Regions from separate parts of the Homo sapiens genome. Here region 2 is linked to region 1. A link is a loop called in an ENCODE intact Hi-C map of the cell type or tissue named here. Cell type or tissue: B cell. All regions are shown on one strand. Each heading gives the region's core, and the rest is flanking DNA. Links, peaks and the distances in the headings are about the cores only. Region 1 holds the start of ATP7A (ATPase copper transporting alpha). Region 2 holds the start of TAF9B (TATA-box binding protein associated factor 9b).

Evidence for each region. Hi-C counts contacts between places; a loop is a spot of excess contacts. Peaks named below come from ENCODE experiments on the same cell type or tissue, not always from the same donor. Only the 100,000 strongest peaks of a DNase experiment are listed, where the experiment ranks them.
Region 2: it touches region 1 in a loop (3-fold over the local background); 3 of 110 quality-filtered maps call a loop at or near these places.

The regions. Positions count from the first base shown.
Region 1 is chrX:77,908,409-77,913,780 of GRCh38, reverse strand. ATP7A (ATPase copper transporting alpha) reads right to left here and starts at 3,088. Exons shown (of 23, transcript NM_000052.7): 1 at 2,946-3,088. In B cell, for the core only: a CTCF peak has its summit at 3,278 (motif pointing left); a DNase peak (open chromatin) is centred at 3,200; H3K4me3 peaks cover 2,431 bases; H3K27ac peaks cover 1,915 bases.
Region 2 is chrX:78,137,702-78,143,027 of GRCh38, reverse strand. TAF9B (TATA-box binding protein associated factor 9b) reads left to right here and starts at 3,378. Exons shown (of 7, transcript NM_015975.5): 1 at 3,378-3,467; 2 at 4,104-4,185; 3 at 4,930-5,066; 4 at 5,145-5,279. The coding sequence starts at 3,417. RefSeq lists an enhancer at 3,380-3,689. In B cell, for the core only: no CTCF peak of the experiment used is centred there; a DNase peak (open chromatin) is centred at 3,367; H3K4me3 peaks cover 1,187 bases; H3K27ac peaks cover 901 bases.

The sequences.
Region 1 (5,372 bases), core at 373-5,372:
TATTTTACCCTCATTTCCTTCAAGGAAAGAGGTATCTGTGAAAACTGATGTAGTCTACCAATATCTCATACATTTGGGCACAAAAAGATTAGGAAATCACTTCAATTTGCAAACAGTGCTGGAAAAAGTAAGAACATTTTATAAAATCAGAAACACAGGACCCTTTTACTTTAATGAAACACATTCTAAAGGAATTTTGATATTTTTCCTGCCAAACTATCTCAGCAAGTTAAGTAAGCAAGTAATATCACATTAAATCAACCTGAAGACTGAGATTTAAGAGGGAAAAACATGATTGCTGGGATGGTAGAGTGAACTAAAATACTCTGCCTAACCATTGCCTATCACTCATCTGTCCCCCAGCCTCCCCCTTGCCCCGGCCCCATGTTGAGCTATATCCTAAGAAATATCGTTGTCTAAAAACAAAACGCTAAAACCTGAACTGCCCTTTAACAAAGATGAATAGAAGGAATTTTGAGACAAAACTCCCAAATACTATTCTCATCTATGCTAGTGCTTCTATGAGTTCAGACAAAAATCTCTCCTTGCAATTTACTTTCCCAACTGGCAAATGAAGATTATTTTCACTCATCAGGATGTCCAAAGTCTTGATTAATAAAGTTTGCCAAGAGCTTTTAAATATATAGATAAAAGGAGTTATAACAAGGAATTTATTTTTTTAAAATGTATTTCCTTTAGCGCCCTCACAGAAGTGAAGGTTGTGGTGTGTTAGCTGGGGTTATTTTTGCACTCTTTTCTCTCTCTCTCTTGTTTTGTAAGCAAATTTTACTGCTTCTGCAAGCATTTTTCAAAGAAAATCAACCTTCTGCTTTAGAGAACAGAGATGTTAACCTATCCTTTGGAGGGATTAGTGTTTAACCTTATCTTGAGGGCAGGCATCAAGATCTTTCTAAGGCTGTGATCGGAATAGAATAGTTCCTATCAAGTTAAGAAGATCAATAGAGAGAAATCAATTTAGAGGAAAAAAGGAAAAGCAGAGATTCCTTGGGGAAAACCTGGAACAGTTGCTCACTTCAGAAAATGTTATTCATTCCCAACAATTTTAAAAATGATTCCAAATTATATTTAAGGCACAACACTCAATCAGAATTAAAGTATAGCGAGTTTTACATTTTTTCTCTTTTAGATTTGAGTTTACATCAGAATTAAGCCTCATACATTAACATTGCTTTTGTCATTTCCATGTATTTTTTTCTCTATATAAGCTTTCTTATTGGCTGGAGGGCAGTTGGATATGTTTGTGAGCTGACTAGTTTTGTATTCTATATTTTTTCTAATTTTAATCAGTGACATCTTGGAAGATGTGGCTGTTAGAAATAGGAATATTGACTTACAGTGTGTTACTGGATGTCGGGCAACTTTCCAGACCCCCATGGCTTTGCTCACATTATTTCTTCTATCTATCAGTCCAGATAGATGTCTTCCTCTTCCTCCATTCCTGCAAAGCTAAATCCTATCTATTTTTCAAAGCCCAGTTCACATGCTCCCTTCCCTGCACTCTCATAACACCTCCTGTTTCTAATATATAACGTTAGTGAGATTTTTTAAATGTTTAGGTAATCGTGTATCTTTCTTTCCTACTACATTGAGATCCTCAAGTACAAAAAAAACTCTCTCATGTCATGACCTTAGACACCAGAAAATGTTAAATATAATAAAATGCCAGTTCAAAAATAACCATTGAAAAGGATGTGATAAGCAACCTAGTAATTCAGTCAGTGGGGCTGCTAGAAACCGTTGTCTTCATAGCTGAATTCAACTGACTCAATTCGGACTCAATTGTATGTAAACTGTTTATTTTTCTTTCTTCTTTTTTGGAGACAGTTTCGCTCTTGTAGCCCAGGCTGGAGTGCAGTGGCACGATCTCGGCTCACTGCAACATCCGCCTCCCAGGTTCAAGCGATCCTCTTGCCTCAGTCTCCCGACTAGCTGGGATTACAGGCGCCCGCCACCACGCCCAGCTAATTTTTGTATTTTTAGTAAAGACAGGGTTTCGCCATGATGGCCAGGCTGGTCTCGATCTCCTGACCTCAGGTGATCCACCCTCCTCGGCCTCCCAAAGTGTTGGTATTACAGGTGTGTCAGACACTGCGCCCAGCCTACTGTAAGTAAACTCTTTTGAGGCCAGGAACTCTGTCTTATTTCTTGTGCATCACCCCCTCCCCACCACCCCCCCGCACCCGGCAAAAAAAAAAAAAAATTAATAACCTCAGTATCATCTAATTCAATGTTCTGCACATATTCTCAATACAAAGCCATACTATTGTAGATAAAGAGTCTGTGATTAAAATAAAGATCAGATCCTGGACAAACGCTGAATTGTGAAACGATAAGTGTTTGTGCTTAAGATAATCTCAACGTCTACAACGAAGAAAAGTGTCAAAGATAAGATGCCACAGGGTCGGACAATGGACAGTAACTTTACTGGAAAGGGGGCACAATGAACAAAACTAAGTGGAAACAAGAGTTCTCTCAGTTTACCTTACGCTCCCAGAGCAAGACAAGAAGCCAAATATCTATTTTTCAATTATTATTTCATCAATTATGGTCATTTTAGTAACCTTAGCTTCCAAAGTATAAAGAGGTGTCACTAAGCAAAGACCCCAGTCCATGTGACTTTCAATGCCAAACACAAACTTTCTTGTACCCTCAATTAATTGGGTAACGTAGGCCATGGATGATCAGGACATTCTCTCCAAGAGGGTACAAGAAAGTGACACAGGTCAGGATTTAATTTCCCCTCCTCTATCCCCTGTTAGGGGAGGTAAAACATAAATGTAGTTAATACCTGAATTGTGAATAAGTGAAACTTTCGAGACTGCCCCAGACTAACATGACCTTCTCACCACACTCGTAGTACAAACTGACAGCACAGAAGACCCCCTCCAGGAGAAAGGACGACGGGAAGCCAATGTAGGACTTACCTGGTTTCTCTATCCTATGGTTAAACCTCTGGAGCTACGCAGACCGTGGCAGCGATAAATCCACGTACGCAGGCTCCAACAAAGCTCACACAATCGGAGAAGTCACAGTAGCTGCGGCTGCGGCGGCGGCAGCAACAACTCCTCCCTCTGCTTCTCTTTTCCCACCCCCCGCCGCGGCGGCCAGCCGCCTTTACCCCTCCCTCCCTCGACTACCCCCACTTCCGGGTGATGCCCCTGCCGGAAGCAGGGCCGCCACGGGAAAGAGAGCGACTGGTCACGTGAAAAGGAACGCGTGGTCTAGAGCCAGCTTCTCCTGCCCCCTGCTGCCCCCGGGCCGACACGCAGCCTCGAGTGGGTCTTTGTTAGGGTACGAGTCCACTATCCCACCCCGCCCCCACGACAAAAGCGAAACCAGAAAACCCATACTAAAACAGTGCCTTTGTCATCTTTAGTTTCCTAACCTCAGGCCAAGATGTAACATAAAAGATCCTTATAAGTCATCTTCCACATAGTTCATCTTTGCCTAGCATGAAATTCACGTGCATCTGTTAGACTGTGTTAACTGCCAAGATGTAACATAAAAGCTCCTTATAAGTCATCTTCCACATAGTTCATCTTCGCCCAGCATGAAATTCACGTGCATCAGTTAGACTGTGTTAACTGCCAAGATGTAACATAAAAGCTCCTTATAAGTCATCTTCCACATAGTTCATCTTCGCCCAGCATGAAATTCACGTGCATCTGTTAGACTGTGTTAACTTGCTTCCCGTAGACTGTGTAGCCTAATTCCAGATGTAAGTGCCAGAACTATGAATTTATCCTCTTCCCTCCATTGAAAAATTACATCAAGAGGAAAATGTTTATAAATTCATAATTTTTATATGTGTGTTGAGGGGGTAGGGACGTCACTTCACCACCTTCATAGCGCCATTCCAAGCTCTGAACCACTCCCCCATTTATTCATTCACTCGTCCATCATTTTACACACCTAGAAGATTCCGGTGATGCAAAAGTGTTACAGTCTCTGTTACCATGAGTTCATTTAGAAATGAGATGCATAAAATGTAAACAATGCAATAAATGGTACAGAAAACATTTGAAAAAAGGGTCATTTTATTCTTGCTTTCCAACTTAACATTTTGAAAAGCAGCAAAATTCTAGGATTTTTAAAACTATGAACATTAACAGTAAAAAGAGGGAGAGGCTCCATCTCACTTATTTCAAAGCAAGATGTGGCCTTTTCATATTTCCTTTCATGAAGTATCTGTCATAAGATGTAGAACAAAACTAATCACAGGACTATTTGTATTTTCATCTGGAACCATTTGAACCCAGTTCCCACAGAAGAGTATGAAGCCTAATAATGTTGCAGAAATCAAAATAGTACACAAAATACAAATATCAAGTAAATATTTGTAAAAGACTTAGAACAGCGTCCGGCACAAAGTAAGCATATTTAAGTGTTGAAATAATTTCCATCCTAGCTGTTGTCAAGTCCCTATTAAGCCTTGACAGGCAACATTTAAAATTACCCATAGATCTACATTTTAGGTCTGTGATTAAGTATTTCAGAATTATTATCCCCCTCCACACTCATCCACATAAATATAAAATTAGCCTCAGGACTCATCTTCCCAGGCATTATTTTGTAGTTGTCAATGTGTGCAGCCTTAATTATTAAGATACAAACTCAGCCCCAAATTTAAAATCTTAAAAATCACATCATATGAAATGAAGATAGCTTTTAAGTGGGTTTCCAAATATTAGCAAGTTGGTTTGTAACTATATTAACATTGTGTTAAGCATCCAAAAGAAATTCACTAAAAGGCAAAACCAAAAATATATCTTTTTCAGAAGCAGAACATTGAATCTACTAGCTATCTAGTATTTTTATGTAAATACTAAAGTTTATCACTATGAGCTGCAAGATCCTCTGCCAACCATGTACATTCTTAGGCACTCTAATATTTAACATAAAAACCTAGAGAGCTATATATATATTTTGTTGTTGTTTGGTTTTGAGAGTCTTGCTGTCACCCAGGCTGGAGTGCAGAAGTGTGATCATAGGTCCTTGTAACCTTAAACTCCGGGGCTAAAGCGATCCTTGCACCTCAGCCTCCCAAGTAGTTGGAACTATGGGCACACACCACCACACCTGGCTAGTTTTTATTTTTTTGTGTGTGGAGATGGGAGTCTCCCTTTGTTGCCCAGGCTGGTCTCGAACTCTTGGCCTCAAATGATCCTCCCACCTCAGCTGCCCAAAGTGCTGGGATTACAGATATGAGCCACCAGGCCCAGCCTAAAACTCTTGTCTTTAAATGCATCATCCCTAATCCTCCTTACCAATGCACAAGCATAGAAGGGAATGTCTTCAAGAAATAATCAGGTTTGCTGGGGGTTGAGCAGACAGCAGGTGTCCCTAAAATG
Region 2 (5,326 bases), core at 327-5,326, 230 kb before region 1:
AAAACATGGAATCAATCTAAATGCCCATCAATGGACAGATTGGATAAAGAAATGTGGTACATATACATCATGGAATACTGTGCAGCCATAAAAATGAACAAGATCAGGTCTTCTGGGAACATGGATGGAGCTGAAGGCCATTATCCTTGGCAAACTAATGCAGGAACGGAAAACCAAATACCCCATGTTCTCACTCATAAGTGGGAGGTAAATGATGAGAACTCACGGACACAAAGAGGGGAACAACAGACACTGGGGCCTACGTAACGTTGGAGGGTAAGAGGAGGGAGAGAATAAGGAAAAATAACTATTTGGTACTAGGGTGGCAAAATAATCTGTATGACAAACCCCTGTGACACAAGTTTACCTATATAACAAACCTGCACATATACCCCTGAACATAAAATTTAAAAAAATTTTAATGTGGTACTTATATGCAATGGAGCACTATTCAGCCATAAAAAAGAATGAGATCCTGTTATTTGCAACCACATGGATGGAACCGAAAGTCATTATGGTAAGTGAAATAAGCCAAGGACAGAAATACAAACATCACACGTTTTCACTTATTTGTGGGATCCAAAACTCAAAACAATTGAACTCATGGACACAGAGAGTAGAAAGATGGTTACCAGAGGCTGGAAAGGATAGTGGGAGGGTGGAGACGCAGGTAGGTTTATGTGTACAACAAAATAGAAACGATGAATAAAACCTGGTATTTGCTAGCACAACAGAGTGACTATAGTCAATAATAACTTAATTGTAAATTTTAAAATAACTAAGAGTGCAATTGGATTGCTTGTAACACAAAGGATAAATGCTTGAAGAGATAGATACCCTATTTTCCATGATGTGATTATTTCACATTGCATGCATGCATCAAAACATTTCATGTACCCATAAATATATACACTTACTATATACACAGAAAAATTAAAAATTAAAAATATATATAGATAGCCGTTTGTCTTATATTTACATTCCTTTTAAAAGTCTTATATTTCTGTATATGAAGAATACACAATACGACGTACAAAATTTAAATGTGCAAGAGTTAAATTGTTGAGGACAGAAATATAATGAAAAATATTGTCAGATTTTCTCACACATATTATTTAACTTATCCTACTATTAATTACTACTAATGGCCACTGTTTAGTCCTAGTGTTTTGTTTAAATAGCACTTATGTAACAGAAAATAATACATAAAAAACATATAATTTCAAGTGAACACTTATTCTTAAGTAATGATACATATGGACAATTATTTATAATATGTTATGGGTTTTCTTCATCTAGCACATCTATGTCCTGGGTTGGCTCTCTGAAGGTTGGCCACCCTAAGACTATAGTACCATTCTAGTGGGAGGAAAAATATATAAACAAGATACTATTTGTAAATTGCACAGAATAGAAACTGATAAACAATGGTGCCATCTGTGAAAGTGACATCAGTGGCTGGAACAGGTGAGAGAGGCTTTCTTTTACTAGGGTATTTTAAAGTAGTCTTAAATGTTGTACCTTGCAAATATACCACGTATTTTTATTTTATTTTATTTCTTTTTCTGAGATGGAGTCTCGCTCTGTCGCCCAGGCTGGAGTGCAGTGGCGCAGTCTCGACTCACTGCAACGTCCACCTCCTGGGTTCCAGCGATTGTCCTGCCTCAGCCTCCTGAGTAGCTGGGACTATAGGCGTGCCCTGCCATGCCCGGCTACATTTTGTATTTTTAGTAGAGACAGGGTTTCACCACATTGGCCAAACTGATCTCAAACTCCTGACGTTAAGTGATCCGCCCGCCTCGGCTCCCGAAGTGCTGGGATTACAGGCGTGAGCCACCGTGCCTGGCCCCCACCTATTTTTAAATGTACCTTGCAAATATTCAAAAGCAAGGGACTGTTACTAGTTTTACACAGAGGTTGGCCACAGTAAGAGTGGAGAAAGGCACTAGCTCAGCGTGGGAGCACGTGCTCTCACTGGAAACAATGTATTGAGAACACATGGTTCTTGGTTGGGGGGAGTTCCTGCCCAAACTTCAAGATGGCGGCCAGGTGGACTGCTGATTCTGATGAGTCTGATGAGGTGAGCTGCGCCACAAAACTGAAGGACCCGCTAAGCCTGGGAAATTAGTATGTATTTGTGTAAGTGTTTGTGAGGAGAGCCACTGGAGGGTTTTAAGGAAAATAATGATTGGATTTATGACTGAAAGGTCCGTCTAGCTGTGTAAGGAATGTGGGGGGACACTATTTGGGGAGCATATTTCTGTAATCTTGGTAAGGATGTTGGCTTGGACTCGTTAGCATAGTAGCACTGGATGGAGATGTGGAGACATGGATAGAACTTTGGGAGGTCACCCGGACAAGACTTGTTGCTAGGTTGAGTGTGGATTGTGAGGGAAAGCGCCAACATGGCTGCCTGCTCCGTTTCTGGCCTGGGTGAGTCACGGTTCCTGTTCCTGAGGGAGAATCCTAGGGCGTTGGTGGATGTGGAGGGTAAGAATGAGTTATCTGCGACATTTTAAGCCAGAGATAGTTAACTGATGCACATTTTTTGAAAGTCACTGGGGCTGGATGGTAGGTTCTCACGAAAAGTCATTCGGGCTGTTCTGTGGGTGAGGGGCTGGGAAGGGTGTAACTGGGAGGCAAGGAAGGGTCCTGTGTTGGCCTCAGCGGGGAGACAGGAAGCTGCTCCAGGGCCAAGAGAGGCTAGAGGGTCTCTAACGGGCCGAGTGAAGGCTTTAGTTTTTCATCAGTGTGAAATGGGCAGCCACGGTAGGGCTTTGAGTGTGACAAGGGCTGACCAAAGTCTTGCTGTGGGGAGAGCAAGCTATTGGGTAGGATTGTCAGATTTAGCTAATAAAAATCCAGGACACCCGGTTAAATATGAATATCAGAACAATTATTTCGTAGCATAAGTATGGCCTGTGCAAATCTGGGATATACTTATACTAAAAATGTATTCCTTGTTGATGTGACATTCAAACGTAACGGGTCCAACTGTGTTGGACCAAGCAGCCCTAACACCGACTGGGTCTGGAATTCCGGGAGGCCGAAAGGGGCAAAGGTGGTAGCCGTGGAGGTGTGAGGAGGGACCCCCGCAAAGGTGAGGTTGGCCCACTTGGTGCCCTTTGCCGGGAAACAACTCTGGGAAGTCGAGCTTCTCGGCCCCTCTACTTCTTTCAGGCCCCAGCAGGCTCCATGGGGAAGGATTACCTGCCTCTTCCAATACTGAACTCGGGCACCCCAGCGCGTCTCTTCCCCTGGCCAGCGGCTTGCTGAAACTCCCGCCCCCGGCGGCTGGCACGTAACCCCGCCTTCCGTTTCCCTCCTCCCGCTCCCCGCAGGGGTGGAGCCTGAGCGAGGAGCCCGCGAGCTCTCCTCTCTCCTCTGTCTCCGCGGATGACGAGTGGCTGGATAACATGGAGTCGGGCAAGATGGCGCCTCCCAAGAACGCTCCGAGAGATGCCTTGGTAAGTGCGAAGGATAAGCCGCGGATCGCGAAGCCAGGTGCAGCCAGGGACCTGCGAGGCGGGGCCACGCTGAGGGCCTGAGGGTCGGCTCGCACGCTCGTTTCAGTCTAGTCAGGGCCGTCAGGAGGAGAGGGTGATGGGGATGCGCCCTGGCCCCCGGGCCCCTATCTCGCCGCTTGGGCCAAGTCTTGCCAGAGGGTCGCGGTCCAGTGGAGCTTGCGGAACGGCTGCCCAGCTTTGTGTCCTGGGCTTCGGGCCCCTGCCTCCCCCTCGTCTCTAGCTATCTGCCAGCCCTGACTCCGCGTCCAGGGTTCTGATGCTACCTTAACCCGCCGCCACAGCCAAAAATGACAACCAGCTGGAGCTACTTACCTCTGCTGGAGAAGCCAAATTCTGTCTTCTCTTTGCCCCACACCCCGCCCCCAACCCCGCCAAAAAATAAAAATAAAAGTTTTCTGCAAAAGCGTACTATGCGATTTCGTGTGATCACTGACTCACTTGGGAGGGCAAGGGTGAGTAGGACTTTGGAGCCCAAAGAAGGGGAACCTTGTATCATAAATATAAATACTACCCTTCAGTGCAGCCTTGATTTCCAGTACCAAATTCTGCATCTGGTGTTTTTATTTGAATCCACAGGTGATGGCACAGATCCTGAAGGATATGGGAATCACAGAGTATGAACCAAGGGTTATAAATCAAATGTTGGAATTTGCTTTCCGTAAGTTAATGAAACACCAAAAACTTGCCTAACTTGTGAACTTGAAAAGATATTTTTATTGTAAGAACATTTTCTTTTATTTTCTTTTTTGAGACAGGGACTCGCTGTTGCCCAGGCTAGAAGGCAGTGGCGCGATCTTGGCTCACTGCGGCCTCCGCCTCCTGGGTTCAAGCGATTCTTGTGCCTCAGCCTCCCGAGCTGGGACTACAGGCACTTGCCACCACGCCCGGCTAAGTGTTGTATTATTAGTAGAAAGGGAGTTTCGCCATATTGCCCAGGCTGGCCTCGAACTACTGACTCAAGTGATCCCCCCATCTCGGCCTCCCAAAGTGTTGGGATTACAGGCGTGAGCCACCGCACCCAGCCTTGTAAGAACATTTTCAACCAAATTATGTTAACAGTATCATAGAATTCAGCCTAAAGAACGAAAGGAGCTCAAGCTAGGGGACAGTAGTATTCACACTGTGATATCTGTTTAAAACTGATCATATAGACAGGACAATTACTTATTAAAATCAGCATTTAGGCTGAGCACAGTAGCTTACACCTGTAATCTCAGCACTTCGGGAGGCTGTCGCGGGGAGGCCAGGAGTTTCCTGGGCAACATAGCGAGACCCTGTCTCTACAAAAACCCACAAAATTTATAAACCGTCTACAAATTAGTGGAAAGTTTTATTAAGACAAGTAGCCATAAATATTAAGCTGTCTTCATATGTTTAAGAAAAGATTGTTTTGTTCTTATAGGTTATGTGACTACAATTCTGGATGATGCAAAAATTTATTCGAGCCATGCTAAGAAACCTAATGTTGATGCAGATGATGTGAGACTGGCAATCCAGTGTCGTGCTGACCAATCTTTTACCTCTCCTCCCCCAAGAGATGTGAGCAAACTTTGATTTGAAGTTATTTTTACTTACAATTTTTAAAACTGTAGTTCTAATAAGGATTTTTTTTTTAAGTTTTTACTGGATATCGCAAGGCAGAAAAATCAAACCCCTTTGCCACTGATTAAGCCATATGCAGGACCTAGACTGCCACCTGATAGATACTGCTTAACAGCTCCAAACTATAGGCTGAAGTCCTTAATTAAAAAGGTAAGAAATTTTAGTCAACTTTTCTTTTTTTAAAAGGTGGAATATGA